Regions from separate parts of the Homo sapiens genome. Here region 2 is linked to region 1. A link is an interaction called in ENCODE POLR2A ChIA-PET data of the cell type or tissue named here. Cell type or tissue: Panc1. All regions are shown on one strand. Each heading gives the region's core, and the rest is flanking DNA. Links, peaks and the distances in the headings are about the cores only.

Region 1 (2,917 bases), core at 220-2,719:
AGACACTTTTATGGCACGATGTCGCCATGGTGCACTGGAGTCTCACTCACAAAGCTCTGTTCTGTGCACCCCCTTCCTGTGAGGCGCTGGGAAGGCAGGGAAAGGCACTGACTCCAAACAGAAGCAATATTCAATTAGAGAAAAGCGAAAAACCAGATTTATTCCCATCTGGCTTGTTCTCCAGAACACTTCTTTAATCAGAATGCAGAGGGGAATAGCCTGAGAAGAGAAGCGTTTGTGCTGCATTGAGTATTTGTCTGGGCTTTGAGGTTAGAAATTTGGAAACATGAACTCCCATGAAGCTATTCCTACAGTTCAGGCACCTGCAGTTCCCAATTTCTAATGTTTAAGCTCTGGATTTGTTAATATCCCCCCTTCTTGAAATAATCAAGTGTTTATGATCACATGATGAATACTTTCAGTCTTCACAATGAGACTGTTTATACCATAGAAAACAAACACAAAATTTGCTCAAAGGAGAACGGGAAACACAATTTCAAATACCGGCTGTTTTGAAAATGATTGTACTCCCAACATCACAAAGCTGTCAGCCGATGTCCCTTTCCCAAGAGAAACCCAAATTCAGGGACAGTGTCCTCAGCTGTCATTGCCTGGGGCAAGTGACAACTGTCACCTTTGGTTCCTGATTTTATAAAAAGGTTGTCCTGGGAAGGAAGAGTTTTAAGATGGTAGTTTTCACATGACTAGTGACTACCTTTTTTTTTTTTTTTTTTTTTGAGACCAAGTCTTGCTCTGTCACCCAGGCCAGAGTGCAGTGGCGTGATCTTAGCTCACTGAGGACTCAGCCTCCCGAGCTCAGGCAATCCTTCTACCTCAGCCTCCCAACTAGCTGGGACCACAGGTGTGCACCACCACACCCAGCTAATTTTTGTATATTTCGAAGAGATGGGGTTTCACCATGTTGCCCAGGCTGGTCATGAAGATGACTAGTTTTTTTAGAGATTGTAATAAAAACCAATAAATCTGTTAAGTTTCCTACTTAAATCTTTTTCTTTTTAAATTTCCACAGGTAGGATACAAGCTCCTTAAGGAGTCTGAGGAACTCTGGCTTCTAAGATTGTTTATTTCTGAGACAGCAGATAAAGTTTCTGGAAAAAAATATCAAAGAGTATCCAACAGATGTAAATGTTAGGCAGTAGCTAGCAGCAGATAATATTTGTTAAAAGAGGGACATGCCACCTCTTTTTAAAGAATAAAGTGGAAAATCTCTCCCTTCTAACTAGAAATTCTGGCACGTAGACCCTCCCCACTTGGAGGGCAGCATGCTATAATTCTTCCCATTTTTGGCTTGTTTCTCAGGTTGGGGAAAAAGTTAAGGAAGGCCAGGAAGGATAGAAAAGAAGGCCAATGTTCTTTTCTCTGATTAGTTGGGCGCAATTTGAGAATATTCTTTGTAAAAAAGAAAAGCAACTGGTAGATTCAGGAAGTTGCTGGCAAAGTCTGCTCATAGCAACGAATCCCCAAAACCATCCTTGGAACGTGTAACAGAAATACTCTTTAGGGTGGGGTAAATTGATAGAAATTAGTGGGGAAGGCCAGGCACAGTGGCTCATTCCTGTAATCACAGCACTTTGGGAGGCCGAGGCTGGTGGATCACCTGAGGTCAGAAGTTCGAGACACCCTGGACAACATAGTGAAACCCTGTCTCTACTAAAAGTACAAAAATTAGCCGGGTGTGGTGGCGCACACCTGTAGTCCCAGCAACTTGGGAGACTGAGGCTGGAGAATTGCTTGAGCTGAGATTGGGCCACTGCACTCCAGCCTGGGCAACAAAGTGAGAGTCTGTCTCAAAAAAAAAAAAAAAAAAAAATTAGTGGGGAATTTGGAGAAATAATACTATTGTGGTGTTATGTATATAAAACATGTTTTGTACATGTGTTTTATATTTTTATATTTTACATGTGTATGTTATATATGTTTATATGTGTACATATAAGCTTATATGTTTATACATATATACATATATGTATATATAACATATATAATATATATGGCATTGTTGGACCCTGACTTACATATGTATATATAAGTTTTTATATGTATACATACACACACACACACACACACACACACACACACGTTTTGGGGCACAGTTCCTAAATCGTAACTCCCATAGCCCTGGTTACAGTGTTTGTTATTTATAATGTTGGGGGCATCAGGCCTCAGGAGGTGGCCTCGGGAAACAGAATCTCTCAGACCATCTCCTGCCCTCGTTTTCCCTCTAATCTGCCCGCACATCTCACCTTTCTGAATGGGGCTCATAAGACCCTCATCCTAACAGGGTCCTGCCCCATTCCTTTGGGGAATAATGCTGACCTCCCGAGGCTTCCATGGAAACCCAAGAGGACTGGGTTCAGAGAGCTTCTGGGTAGCTGAACTTGTGGAGTGACATGATAAGAGGAATTGCAGAGTAATCTGAGCGCTTTGGGAGGCCGAGGCGGGTGGATCACCTGAGCTCAGGAGTTCGAGACCAGCCTGGCCAACATGGTGAAACCCCATCTCTACTCAAATTACAAAAATTAGTCGGGCGTGGTGGTGGGCACCTGTAGTCCCGGCTACTCGGGAGGCTGAGGCAGGAGAATCACTTGAACCTAGGAGGTGGAGGTTGCAGTGAGCCAAGATCATGCCACTGTACTCCAGCTTGGGTGACAAAGTGAGACTCTGTCTCAAAAGAAAAAAAAAAGAGGGATTGTAGAGGTGACAGGAAAAGGCTCTTTAAAACAAACAAACAAACAAAAACAGGTTCTCACTCTGTCACCCAGTGCAGTAGCAAGATCTCAGCTCACTGCAGCCTCAACCTCCCAGGCTCAAGCGATCCTCCCACCTCAGCCTCCCAAGTAGCTGGGACCACAGGCATGCGTCACCACACCTAGCTAATTTTTGTATTTTCTGTAGA
Region 2 (2,917 bases), core at 226-2,725, 110 kb after region 1:
TGATTTAGACAATGTTCAGGAGTCCAGCAGCTCCAAGGTATTGCAGTGCCCACAGACACTCACGGTGTAGCTTGACTCTGCTACACCTCAGTCATGTCCTCAGTCATTCCTTCATGAATAAGGTGACCAGTCACCACAGGAAGGGCATGTCCTGTGAGTGGCCTTCTGAAGGGACAGGATGTGACTGGAGCCACAGAGGAGGTTGTGGTTGGGGTACAAGGAGATGGCTCAGCCACCAAGCTGGGGATGCTCACACACGCAGGGTCTCAGCATGGCAGGCAGGGGCTGCTGTCAACAGGGTCCCCATCTGCATGCAGCCCCGGTCTCTTCCAATGACTAGAAGCTCCCAGGGCTGTCCTGTTCTTCCCTTCTGTCAGATTTCACTTTCTGGTTGTAATTTGGGAAGGGCTTGTCCACACATTATCTGATTCTGTCTTTTTTTTTTTTTAGACAGAGTCTCGCTGTGTCACCCAGGCTGGAGTGCAGTGGTACCATCGGGGTTCACTGCAGCCTCCACCTCCCAGGTTCAAGTGATTCTCCCGCCTCAGCCTCCTGAGTATCTGGGACTACAGGTGTCTGCCACCACGCCCAGCTAATTTTTGTATTTTTAGTAGAGACGAGCTTTCACCATGTTGGCCAGGCTGGTCTCAAACGCCTGGCCTCAGGCAATCCACCCACCTCGGCCTCCCAAAGTGCTGAGATTACAGGCGTGAGCCACCACTCACATCCGATTTCATCACTTACTTGAGACCCTGATAAAGTTTAAGGTGTGTGTGTGTGTGTGTGTGTGTGTGTGTGTGTGTGTGCTTACAACAGTAGAGACTTTTTTTTTTTTTTTAGGGGAACTGGCCCATATGGATGACTCATCTCTAGGTGTTTCACACTCTAAGCTTATGAAATGCTTCTCCAATCAGCTAAGAACCAATGGCCCAGAACTTTATCAACTTCTGATAGGAGTTTGCAGCCCACAAAACCCAGCTCAGCACACTCCCTGCAGAGAAAACATCTGCACCTGGGCTTCTTGGCCCAGAAAAAGGTGATGTAGCCACTTCAGAGTAAAGTGTAGCCATTGTTCCTCCTCCCCCTCTGTCATCGTCAGGATGGACCGCCTGCTGGGGGCCCTTACTGGGATATTGTTTCTCTGATTTATCTTTTAGCTTCAAGTAAAATAGCAATAAGCGATGCTAATCACAAGCATTTTCCTGAAATTCAGTCCATGCCTTAATGCTGAAACCACGCTGGTAAATTAACTCGCACTGGCACTAAAATGATTCATGTCATTACTTCTAAAGAGTGAGACAATGAAAGTTACCAAAAACAGTGTGATCTCCAGCAATAAAGGGATGTGGGGTGCTTTTTTATTTTATATATATAAATAATGATTTAAATAGAGATGGGGTTTCACCATTTTCCCAGGCTTGTCTCAAACTCCTGGACTCAAGTAATCCACCCTCCTCAGTCTCCCAGAGTGTTGGGATTACAGTCATAAGCCACAACGCCCAGGCGTGGAGTGCTTTTCAATCTCTAGTCCAGCTTCATGGGTGAGCACTTGGACGTGCATAAGATAGACAGGGTGACACCGTCACCCCCTTCTCAAAGGTGGCTCTTTGGACAAGAACATAATTCCCTCTGAGAAGCCTTGGCCATTGCTACACTGGAGTCCTGCCAAAAACACACCAGCTGTCTTTTTCCTTTTCTCTCACTTGGGCACCAGAATTGGATCATCGTGTGATCCAAAAAGAGCAGGGATATGTTACTGCTGGATTCACTTCAAAGAAACATAAGACACAGAGCGAGAAATCCAGATTCACCCAAGAACTATAATAAAATGCTCAATAATGGAATATCTCCCTGGAGAGGGAGATTGAGTAATGGTTACTCTTGAAGCAGTTTTACCCCTGGAAGAAAAGCTGAGTGGGATCGTGGTCTTTGCAAGTAACCATCTCAGTTGAAGTCTTCCAGGGGGTGGCAGGTACCTGACTCTAATTGTTTCTGGCCCCCACCCTTCCTCCACCCTGTGCCTACCCCGTCCCCTCATCCTCAGGTCCTGGGTCAGCCCCACCCCCTGCAGCAGCCACTCCAGATCCTGTGCTGAGTGAACTCCCATAGAACTGTCGGTTAGACAAGCTAGATCAGGCATGGGCCCACACAACCTTCAAGCTCTACACGGTCTGTCCAGTATGATCCAGAAGGTTCTCATGGGCAGAGTCATCCAGGCAGAGGGAGGCTCTATCTGTCATACACTCCTACAGCCACTGCAGCATGGGGAAGAAACAGGACAAAACGCACGCTGGCTCTTAGAGCTTTGTATTCGTCTGTTCTCATGCTGCTATTAACAAAATGCCCGAGACTGGGTAATTTATAGAGGACAGAGGTTTAATTGACTCACAGTTCCACATGGCTGGGGAGGCCTCAGGAAACTTACAATCATGGTGGAAGCTGAAGGGGAAGCAGGCAACTTCTCCACAAGGTGGCAGGAGGGAGAAAAGCGTGGGGGGCGGGGGAGGGGAACTGCCATCATAAAACCATCAGATCTCGTGAGAACTCCCTCACTACCATGAGAACAGCATGGGGGACACAGCCCCCACGATCCAATCACCTCCCACCAGGTCCCTCCCCTGACACCTGGGGATTACGATTCGAGATGAGATTTGGGTGGGGATACAGAGCCAAATCATAGCAAGCTTCCACCCAAGTGACAGACGTCACTTGCACTCAGATTGCATTGGTCAAAGTAAGTCAAATGGCCACCCCAACCATAAAGGGGATGGGGGAGTACGATTCTATGAAAACTTAGAAAGAGAAGAGCCCCAGCTGGGCACAGTGGCTCATGCCTGTAATCCCCAGCAGGCTTTGAGAGGCCGAGGCAGGAGGATCACTCGAGGGGAGGAGTTCAAGACCAGCCTGGGCAACAAAG

What was found. ChIA-PET counts read pairs that join two places held together with the same protein. Peaks named below come from ENCODE experiments on the same cell type or tissue, not always from the same donor. Only the 100,000 strongest peaks of a DNase experiment are listed, where the experiment ranks them.
Region 2: POLR2A ChIA-PET joins it to region 1 with 28 read pairs; 5 of 35 experiments call an interaction of 5 or more read pairs at or near these places.

The regions. Positions count from the first base shown.
Region 1 is chr1:8,271,697-8,274,613 of GRCh38, reverse strand. All of the region lies in intron 1 of LINC03154 (long intergenic non-protein coding RNA 3154), which reads right to left. Among named protein-coding and RNA genes, the nearest start is that of LINC03154, 14 kb to the right of the region's middle. In Panc1, for the core only: no CTCF peak of the experiment used is centred there; no DNase peak of the experiment used is centred there; H3K27ac peaks cover 1,821 bases.
Region 2 is chr1:8,165,401-8,168,317 of GRCh38, reverse strand. No RefSeq gene overlaps it. Among named protein-coding and RNA genes, the nearest start is that of LINC01714, 42 kb to the left of the region's middle. RefSeq lists enhancers at 696-1,369, 2,315-2,609. In Panc1, for the core only: no CTCF peak of the experiment used is centred there; no DNase peak of the experiment used is centred there; H3K27ac peaks cover 2,500 bases.